2 separate regions of the Homo sapiens genome follow, and region 1 is linked to region 2. The links are chromatin contacts, found by Hi-C or POLR2A ChIA-PET in ENCODE. All regions are on one chromosome and are shown on one strand. Each heading gives the region's core, a stretch centred on a gene start or an enhancer-like site at or near the end of the contact. The rest is flanking DNA. Distances are from core to core; before and after follow the strand shown.

Region 1 (5,488 bases), core at 1,301-3,800, 250 kb after region 2:
CACACTGTTGGAAGACAATGTTTTCAAAACACATGTCTGATAAAGGATTTGTACCCATAATACATACAGAATACTTAATCTCAATAGCAAGCATAGAAACAACTCAATTAAAAAATAGGCAAAGATTTGGATGTACACTTATCCAAAGAACATATACTAATAGAAAAATAAAGATAGCAAAGGATGCTCAATATTATTAATCATTTGGAAAATGCAAATTAAAATGACAGTAAAATATCCTGACTCATGCACTAGAATACCTAAACTTAAAAAGACCGACAATACCCATTGTTGGCTAGGGTATGGAGCAACTGGAATTCTCATATGTCACTGGTAGGAATGCAAAATGGCAGTCAGTGTGGATGAAGTTAGGATAGTTATTAGAAAGTTAAACAATCACTTGCCATATATATCTTACCAAGAAAACTAAAAACCTATGTCCACATAAAGACATGTATGTGAATGTGCATAGCATTTTTATTCATAATAACCTTGAACCAATTGAGATATGTCCATATAACAGGATACTATTCATCAAGAAAAAGGAACAGACCACTGGTGTATGCAAGAACATGGACAAATCTCACAAGCATTATGCTGAATGAAAGAGCCAGACACAAAAATCGGGTACTCTATGATACAATTTACCTAAAATTCTACAAACTATAGTGACAGAAAGCAGATCAGTTTTTGCCAGGAGCCAAGGAGTGGGGAGGATTAACGGCAAAAAGGTACAGGACAAGCCATGAAAATGACTTGACTCGGGCCATGGTTACAAAACTGCGTACACATTGGACTGTACAATTAAAATTGGTAAATTTTATTGTATGTGAATTATGACTCAGCAAAGCTGATTTTCTGAAAAACTTGGAGAAATGGTGAATCCAGTACTATGCAAGAGAAAGTACAGAATAAATCTAGAATATCTCTTTGTGTAAGAATATAAAGAAGTGCTCAATAAATAATGGGGGAATGTCAAAAGGAAAAAGGGGCCAATTTGAAGGGGCTCCCACTGAGCAGATCAGCGATAATTTTAGCATCAAGATAAATAATAATATAATGAATTATAACTCATTGAACAAAATAAGAATCAGTTAATCCATACTGTTATAAATAAGTCAATGAAAAATAAGTCAATGGGAGCAAAGAGAATGCCATTAAAGTATAGAAGGAATGAAGGTATTAGAAAATCATCAGCAGAGAGTAAAAGTGGTAGGTTAAAGTTTTACAACCAACAGGCTGTTGATGTAGTCTCAAAGTATCCCACTGTTCATAATTCTTAGATATAAAGGGAATAATAGTAACTTTACAGTGAAGAAAGCTGGCTAACACTACCTTAACCAAGTGATCAAAGATAACAGGTGAGACATGAGAGAAGTACCAACAGAGATTTGGAAGGCATGGAGACTCCTTGGAGCAGATGGCTTTTGAGATGTGCTTGGAGAGTTGAATGGTATTTCACCAGGCAAAGGAGGCACAAGAGGCTTCCAGGCCGAAGGTGTACCAAATGCAAAGAAGTGGGAAGTATAAGGATACCCTGCGTTTAAAGACATGCAAGCAGTTAGTTGTGAATGATAGGGTAGGTGTGAAGGGAAAAGAGATGAAGTATGAACCTAGAAGAAGGCCAGTGTCAAATTGTGAGAATTCACAGTGCCATTTGTTAAAGGTTTTTCACTATATCTTGAATGTGATGTATTTGAAGATAGTCAAGTAGAGATGTTTTCTCAAGGCAGAAGAGTCTGTGGCTCAGGAGGAAGTTCTGGGCTTGAAATTAGATGTTTGGAAGTCGTTAAAGTACAGTTGTTAGTGAAGCCAGTGGGGTAGATGGGCTCCACAGGAAAGAGGGAGGCAGAGCAAGAATAGAAAAAAATACACATGCCCCTAACATCAGCATTTATAGGACACTAGAAGGGAGGAAGCAAACTCAGAAAATAAGGCCAAGGAGTTGGAGGAAAACCAGGAGAGAATAGGATGTCAGAAACCAACCAAAGTTAACAATTTTATCCCCCAGATTAAAATTCTATATATAATGTATAAACTAAATATCCATTTTTTGTCATCTGCACATTCCTTGCATGTAATTTGCTGAGCTATATAGATAAGTAGACCAGTTACCATGCCTCTTTGTCAGTGGATCTTTAGCAGGAAAAATGAGGAACTATATGAGCTGATTTCTGAGGTCTTTTCTGCTTTAACTCTCTCTGATATTATTGATGCTTGGTCAGAATTCAGAACTCAGGTTTTCAATGCTAATAGAAAACAAAGTTAAATGTGTTTCATTTATACTATGATGTGGCAGGAACTGCAGCTGGGTATGACTTATTTCCAAAGAAGGCAGAGGCAAGCCTTTGGAAACATATTTCAAATCATTCTAACGCTGCAGTCATATGAAACTTAAGTGTTTAAGGCAACAGAAGAAATAGCACTGCTATTTGTTAGAACTGCTCGACCACATGGCTTCATTTACATCGTTACATTGGGCTGAGTTGTGGGGCTGAGGTTAAAAGTTTAGTCTTCAGACAAAACAGGTGATTCAGACACTGTCACAGCTGAAGGGCCCAGCCACATACCCTCAAGCAGATTGTTTCTGGTTTTTCATAAGGAATCTAGTTATTCATTGACTTGAAAGTATTTGTACACATGTGTCATTTGTGTGTTTTTCCTGAATCAGTTTGCTCAGCAAAGAGCCAGTGAATAGGTACTTTGTGTAAACACTGTGCTATCCACTGCTGAGGAATAGAGAGATGAAAACAACATAGCCCCAGACAACAAGAAACTTACAGTCTAACAAGGGCAGACAGATATCTAAATATGTGTACTCTTTAAGGTAAAATAGAACTGATGCTATGGTAGATGAAGAAAAAAAAATCTTAGCTCATCATTTTCTGCTACAGGCACAAATGGTACACCAAATCTCTTGATTTGTATTGTAACAGTAGAGGCCTTTGAAAGCAAGGGATATCGAACATTTGAACTTGGCTCTTAGCTACAGCATTAATGGGATGTGATTAAAATGTACCTGAAGACCAATATTTAAAGCAGGACAAAATTCTGTTTCTAATTGTTCCCCTTCTCAAAAGAAGAAAGAAGGAGCTTCTAGAGGGATAAGGTAGTTGTATGTTGAGGCTTTAATATTCTGGTAAACTGCGAGATTCTTTAGCACCCTTGTTTACATTGTTTATACGGTAAGGAAGGTTTGGAAAAAGTAAAACATATATTTATCAGTCACTTAAATAGTACTTACTTTGTGCCAGGGCTGTTCTAAGTGATTTACAAATATTATCTCAATGGTCTTAATAGACATGTAAAACCTTATTCTTTCCATTTTGCAGATAAAAATGGAGATGCAGAGAGGTCAAGTAATTTAGCATGGTCCTATTTATTTTCTTTCATTTTGTTGAAAGGTCTCAGAGGTACAAATGGCCTACAGGACTGTTCAGAAGGCAAGTGCAGCACCTGACCAATGGCATTACAGATCATTCAGTATGCAGGATCACAACTTTGATGCCATCTTCAATGTCTCTCTCTCCACTTTGTGTGCAATCTTCAGAGCTTATTACTCATACCTTATGTTCCTCAAAGTGCTTCCCTTCCATCTGGGCAAGTGGGACTCCTGCTCTGGGTCCCATACAGCAGAGCCTCGTGCTTAACAGTGGCCTCCTCAACTTTCTGTAAGTCTCCCTTTGGTTCCTGGAGCTGTCTGCAACTATTAGTGCTATTCCAGGAGGTGACCCAAGCCCTGTAGAGGGCCCCTATGGTACCAGCTCCCTATTTCTCCCCACAGTGCATTATCTGACCCTCATTTGCCAGGAATCAACACAATGCCCTAAGGAACTTCAGGACTTCTGAATTTGGAGTCACCTTAGGGAAGATATCACTCCTGCCAGTTAGCATGATATTTCTTTCATGAAATCATACAAGTTTGGCTACAAGAATGATGCTGATGAACTGATTTTGAGTTATTCCTACCCATGAAATACACAAGATGAATTCTGGCCTCTGGCCCAACACCAAAATGTGTGTGAGCCATGCATTGGCTTTCACTTATGCCTGTTCTGATCATGGCGCTGCAGTGGGAATGGTGGCAGCCCCCTTCTCCCTGTGTGTCTTCCACTGCTGGCACTCAGGGTGGTCCCTCCATCCATCTACAGCTTGGTGCTCCAAGTCAGAGATCTTCTGGGATGGCTGTACCTGACACATTTGAAGGCTTTCAAGATTACTGCTCTACAATGCCAACAAACCTTTCTGACTGACATCCTTTCTTGCTTGTGATCAAGGTGGAGACATTGTCTTCTCCTGAGACAGTCTTAAGCCAATGTAGATGAGGGATGTATATTTCTTGCAGGAATGGAAGAACTATTCTTGATCTGTCCATGAGCTTCTTATTTGTCTTTTCGATTGCTGTTCATGCAAAAGGAAGTTTGAAAGAAATCACATTCCAAGAATAAAATTATTATAAAGAATTCAAGAGAAAAGTATGGTTGAAGGACAAATTGTTCTACATTTATAGTATAAAATCCAAATGGTAATTTAAAATGACCAGGACACGACTTATTGCTAACATTTTCCCACAAACTAACTGAAATTTGCACCATTAACAAAGAACAGTAACAATATTTGAGATTATCATTGGAATCCATTATTCTCAGGAAGCACAATGGATGGTACAGCATCTTAAATAATGATCTAACAGCATTAAATAAATGGTGCTAGGAAACCAGTAGCAAGAAGGGCAATATTGTTTCAATATAAATAGATTCTGTCTGGGCACAGTGGCTCACGCCTGTAATCCTAGCACTTTGGGAGACTGAGGTGGGCAGATCATGAAGTCAGGAGTTCGAGACAATCCTGACCAACATGGTGAAACCCCATCCCTACTAAAAATACAAAAATTAGCCAAGCGTGGTGGCACATGCCTGTAATCCCAGCTACTCAGGAGGCTGAGGCAGGAGAATTGCTTGAACCCGGGAGGCAGAGGTTGCAGTGAGCCAAGATCACACCACTGCCCTCCAGCCTGGGCGACAGAGCGAGACTGTCTCAAAAAAAAAAAATATATAGAAAAAAGATTTTGAAGAGCTCTGGCTTTGTATTAACAATTTGCCTCCTTTTCATTATAGTGGGAGGTAAGAAATTAGGTAGGAACAATGTCTATGACAATAAAGAACATGAAGAAATGTTTCCTGAACACTACAATCTCTATATGCATTGACTAGACAATTAACAAATGTATATGTACCTCTTCAATACATGGCTATATTTCACGTAGGTCTATAAATTTTGTAAAACAGTTTTTAAAGATCGGTAGTTTACATAGAGAAGGGCCTTGCAAAAAAAAAAAAAAAAAAAAAAAAACTGCCTGTGACCCCATGCATCTTAGGAGTGGCTCTAGTCCCATATTTCTATTTTTAAATTTTCACTCTCTCTGCCTTATTACCTTTCCCTTATCCCATTGCAATACTTTTTCTAACTGGCTGGATGTTATCCTTTC
Region 2 (4,872 bases), core at 1,882-4,381:
TGGGTTCATGTACTGCCCATTTTTCGTTTTTTTATAACTGTAGGATAGAAAGGAGAGAAACTTCTAAAATCTGCCCCTTTAATTGCCAAAAAAGAACACTCAGAGAAAGAAAAGTTTGTGCTATTATGCAGAGATGATAGTGTTGGCAAGAATCATAGAGACGCCTCTTGTTTAGTGGTTCTCAAAATGTGGTCCTCATGGGGACACCAGGGGTTTTCTGAGTTGGGAGGGACGGAAGAAGGAAGGGCAGGTGATTCAGCTGCTGTGGTGGCCCCATGGCCAGGAGGGAGAAGTGGATTCCACAGAGGCTTCAGTAGAAGGCAGAGAACTTGCAGGTGATGCAAAGATGTGTTTGTGAATAATCACACCGGGTATGTCAGTGCTGTCCTAGTATTTGTGCCTGTGGAGGTGCAGAAGCAGCAGATGACAGTGAATGGAGGGCACTTGGAATTAGAAGGCAGGAATAGGTAGTTTCAGTGCTCAGCGGGGTGGGTAGTCTTTGGGCCATTTCAACAGGTCCAAGATGTGTAGAACAAATAGTTTAAGAATTATGCATCAGTCTAGGCCTTGTTCTGTGTGTAAAGTTATTCAAGACAGTCATCTGAGATAATTTGAAGACCAAGAATAGGTGCCACATCCACACTTTGTAGGAAGTTTAATGGTTGAGCTCCTTTAGAGTCAAAATTCATATATAATATGTCATATCTATCATGTAATTTCAAAATTCGTATATAATATGTCATATGTATCATGTAATTCCTGCTGAAGTGTAAGACTCCATTTCTTTTGTTAGGTACGTTGAAGATGGAGAACAACTGATGTCAAGACACATTTTGGTTGTAAGGGACAGAAGTCCAACTCCAACGAGCTTGCCAAGGATGGAACCTGCTGGCAAACATAACCAAACTTTGGGAAGGGCAGGGTATGGTTAACCTCAGGTTTCTGGAAGCAGAGTGTACAGTGCTGTGCCGTCCCTCTTCTCTCTGCTTCTCTCTGCGTATTGGCCCTATCCTCTCAGTGGGGCACCCTCCCTGAGCAGCGAACAGCAGCCACAGGAAGCTCCAGTGTCAATGCCTCCCACAGCTTTCCAGAGAAGCAGCAGCCTCTTTGTTAGCTCCGTATCAAAGACATCCACAGGCAGGGCTTTGTGTGACCCAGTTTGGGTCACGTCTTTATTTGGGGCCCGGAGGAAATGGATACAATGACTACAGCCCATCATAGAACCTCATGTTTAGAGGACCAAATTTCCTCTCTCCAAAAGTGAAATGTTGTCACTGTCCATTCAACTGATGAAAATCTTCCTTTTCAACAGAAAAACTATCATGATGTTGTCTGTTGGGCTTCAGTTTCTTACAGCAGTCATCTTAAGAATTAAACTGGTATGGATAATCTGACTATGAACTCCTTGAGGGCAGGGACCATATTATATAATACTTCTGTGTCCTCTGCTATTTCTTAGCAGAATTTTGAAAATGTGCCAAGTGTTGACTTGGTTCGATCACTTGTGAGAATGGAGGGACCCATAATGTTAATAATCAATGAAGGTTGTTGGAGTTACTTACCCAAAACCTTATGAACTTAGCCTTCCCTAGCAGATTTAGTTTCGTAATTTGTCCGGTATAAGCAAACACTAAAGAGGGATTGGGGAAAGTTGTGAGTTGAGTAGTTGGGAAAAAGGTAGTTTGCAGTTTTATTTACGTCTCACAGCTTGACATTTTTTGTTTGCCTTGGAGGGGGTACTTTTAAAAATTCCTCTTTTGAAAACAATAAAATCTTAGATTTTGGATAACAGATATTTCTGTACTATATACCTCACTTAAGATTTTCAAAGTAATGTTTAAAAGTGCCTTTTATATTTTTTCATACCACATTGTAGGGAAGGCCAGGGTCATTTTTTAACACTTAACTATGCTCAATACCTCCTCACCACTATAAAGTAAGGTCGAATGTTGGTTAAAGCAAAGCTGTCTGGAATCACCCTGTCAAAAGTACTGATTTATAACCTTGCTACTCACATTTCTTACTGTGGTGCCCTCCCTCTTGTTGGCTCCTGCATCTTTGAAGTACAGGGAAAATGAACTAATATGGCAGCTCCAATATGCAGCTAATCCTGCCAATGATGTCTCCCCTGGAAGTGTTTGAGAGAAGAATTTCTTTTCCCAGTATGGATTTATGTAAACATTTGTTCCATTCACGAGTAGCACATTAATGCCTAATTCTGGAAAAAATACAAAGAAAAAACCTTTTCTGCCTGTCTAGACAGAGTCTTGTTAGTGTACGTCTGATCATATGGGTACTCATGCCGGTAATATTAATTGGTGGGAAATGAGCCAAGGAAAGACAACCCTATCTACCAATTAAATTTACTGAGCTTACAGGGTGGTTTATAAAGTCAACATGCTGGGCAAAGCTTACATCTGACCAGGGAAATTGTTGTTTTCTGATCCCCAGTTGGCCGTCAGCCACCTCAAACACGAGACAGATGTTGGCTTTACTAGGGTCAGGGTTATCACAGGGTGGGATGAATAGTCTTTGGCTCTGGGGTTTGCTACTTTTCCTTTGCTGATGAATAAGAGCAAATAAAATTATTTCTGAATGCCTTGGGGGTGGGGTGGGGGTTAGTGTTCTAAAGCTGGATAGGGCCACCGCATACCAACATCCCAGGGACAAACTTCCCATGTCTCAGACGTTCTTAGTTTAGTTTGTTTGATCTGAGGTCCACTGATTCCGTTATCTCAAAGGGCAAGGGTTAATGCCTTCTCATAAAGATAACAATGATAAACACAAACAAGGTATTCACTTTGATATATTGGTTTCTTATCCAGGGATCAAGGCAAAAATGTGGGAGAACTGAAAACACAGAGTTTGAAGTAGCATCAAAGTAATTTGCCAGTTTTTGAAGTAGGAAGTTTTTTATTAATGTTTTTTTTCCAGTGGAATTGAGGTATATAGTAGCGTGAACTAAATGAAGGCTGTGACATTGGGAGGTGTATTTTGTGTTTGCTGTGTCAAGTGTGTGTGGACTGCACATGGGATTCCTATCCACTTGTGTTTGTCCTTGGGATTGGTTTAGTTTCCACTAGGTGCTAAGGAAACTAGCCATGCACCGTCAGCTCCCCCAGGATGAGAGCCACACCCGAGAGAACCCTGTCTGTGGGAAGGTAGTTCTTGCGGGGTTGGGGGGCAGCAGGAGGGGTCCCAAGTGCTGGGACTTCGGGATCCATGTTGGGGACTGTCAAGAAATGTCATCTGACACTGGGCAGTGTGGGGAGAAGCAGGAGGCTGTGAATTAGTAAAACTTTGGATGCACTTCTGGGAGAGGAAAATACACATGCACCCTTTCACAAGGCTGAAAATACATAGCTACATCGGTATAATTTATTCTGGGAATTGCCTATTAAATTGTATTCCAGACACCAGGTTATATTTGGTGGTCTACTAGAAAATAGTATACTGCTTATCTATTTAAGGCTAAAAAATCTCCCAGATTGCCTTTTAAGCCTACAATTGCCTATGAAAATAAACAGATATCTCCCTCCTTGCTTGAACTGCCTTTCCCATCTGCTCATTCTGGAATGCTCTTATAAAAGTTATCTGCCTCTCTGACCACAATAATATTTCAGATTCTTTCCTTGGTCAATGGCGGCCCCTCTTGTCACCTCATCCACGTTGTGCTCCAGACTTTGCCTCTCTTTGGCTTCATTTGGGGCTTCTGGGGCCAGGACTCATTCCCCGCCCCGCCAACCCTCTCCTTGCACCCTGAGTGTGTGGTCACCCCTGGGCCAGGCCTCCTTTTCCCTGAAATCCCTCCTTCGTCTCCCTGGAGACATCCTCGATGTCCCTGTTGTCTGTCACGCTGTGCACCGATTCCCTTCTTTTGGGTGCCCCCTTTGCTCCCACACACCCAGTGCTCAATAAATTGAGGGCTCCCAACCCCTGACCTTTTCCAGCTGGAGCCTTTCCACCTGGCCTGCGCTGTGTAATTGTGCTTGCGTGCCCACCAGGCACTCTCTTATTATCTCCTCCATTTATCAGGCATGATGTTTTGGGATCATTTTTGCCTGTTTTTTTTTTTTTTTTTTTTTTTTTTTTTTTTTTTGCTTCTTCTCAGCCTACCTGAATATGACTTTGGCATTGCCATTGATGAAATGCAGTGTGTGCTGGATGTGAGGATCCAACTCAATGCAGGGCCATTCCCTCTTTGTGGACAAGGCCATGTTTTTGCAGTGAAGGGCTTGAGGACGTGGGTTATGCTCTGGTGAAGCTATCGGGGAAGTCATCAATTCAGGCCAAGCTCCGCCCTCCATGTGCTCCTTCAGGAAGTGATTAAAACACTAGAACTGACAGTAAAATGAGTCATTAGGTTCACAGAAAAGTTAGGCAGCAGCGATGTAGTTATGGAACCGCAGGTCATAGCTTTTTCTCATTTTTCTTTTATTTTGTGGCATCGTTGCTGTTTTGTGGAAAATTTTCTTTCTCGAAGTTGTCCAGCTGTGAGTCAGTTTCTTTGCCTGAGAACATTGTCTGCGGCAGCAGCAGAGCTATATTTTTCCTTCAGCCTCTATCACTTTTTTTATCCCCGCAAAGGAAAAAGTTAGCTACATTATCTGACTTGTGGATTTGATTTTGGGTTTGTAATTGGCTGATGAAAGCTCTCCTGACTGGCAGTGGGAGGGAAAATAGGAGAGGAGAAGAGGATTTCCATTGGGAAGCAGTGGTCCCTACTGCCCAGAGGGGCCGTAGGTAGTGGTTGCCCTCAGTTTTGCTGGGGCAGTAGTTGAGTTGAACATGCACAGTCCCTGGGTTTTCTCCCCCTGGACTGCCCTATCCTTTAAGAAGTAATGGACTGAGTGTTGACTCTGTGCTGAGTAC

What was found. Hi-C counts contacts between places; a loop is a spot of excess contacts on that map. ChIA-PET counts read pairs that join two places held with the same protein, here RNA polymerase II (POLR2A). Pooled maps may share reads with other maps.
Region 1: a loop to region 2 is called in a map of PC-3, with 10 times the contacts of the local background. The contact joins two enhancer-like sites. A Hi-C loop is called at or near these places in 5 of 168 maps with a recorded cell type or tissue (Caco-2, HepG2, PC-3 and 2 more) and 1 of 50 pooled maps. POLR2A ChIA-PET finds 5 or more read pairs at or near these places in 2 of 52 experiments (HepG2 and IMR-90).

Annotation. Positions count from the first base shown.
Region 1 is chr5:82,633,213-82,638,700 of GRCh38, forward strand. No RefSeq gene overlaps it. Among named protein-coding and RNA genes, the nearest start is that of MIR3977, 200 kb to the right of the region's middle. Within about 2 kb of position 2,551, at least 3 of the 41 ENCODE cell types and tissues checked have a DNase peak (open chromatin) inside an H3K27ac peak, as active enhancers do; they include PC-3, where a contact is called at or near this core.
Region 2 is chr5:82,384,732-82,389,603 of GRCh38, forward strand. No RefSeq gene overlaps it. Among named protein-coding and RNA genes, the nearest start is that of RPS23, 110 kb to the left of the region's middle. Within about 2 kb of position 3,132, at least 4 of the 41 ENCODE cell types and tissues checked have a DNase peak (open chromatin) inside an H3K27ac peak, as active enhancers do; they include PC-3, where a contact is called at or near this core.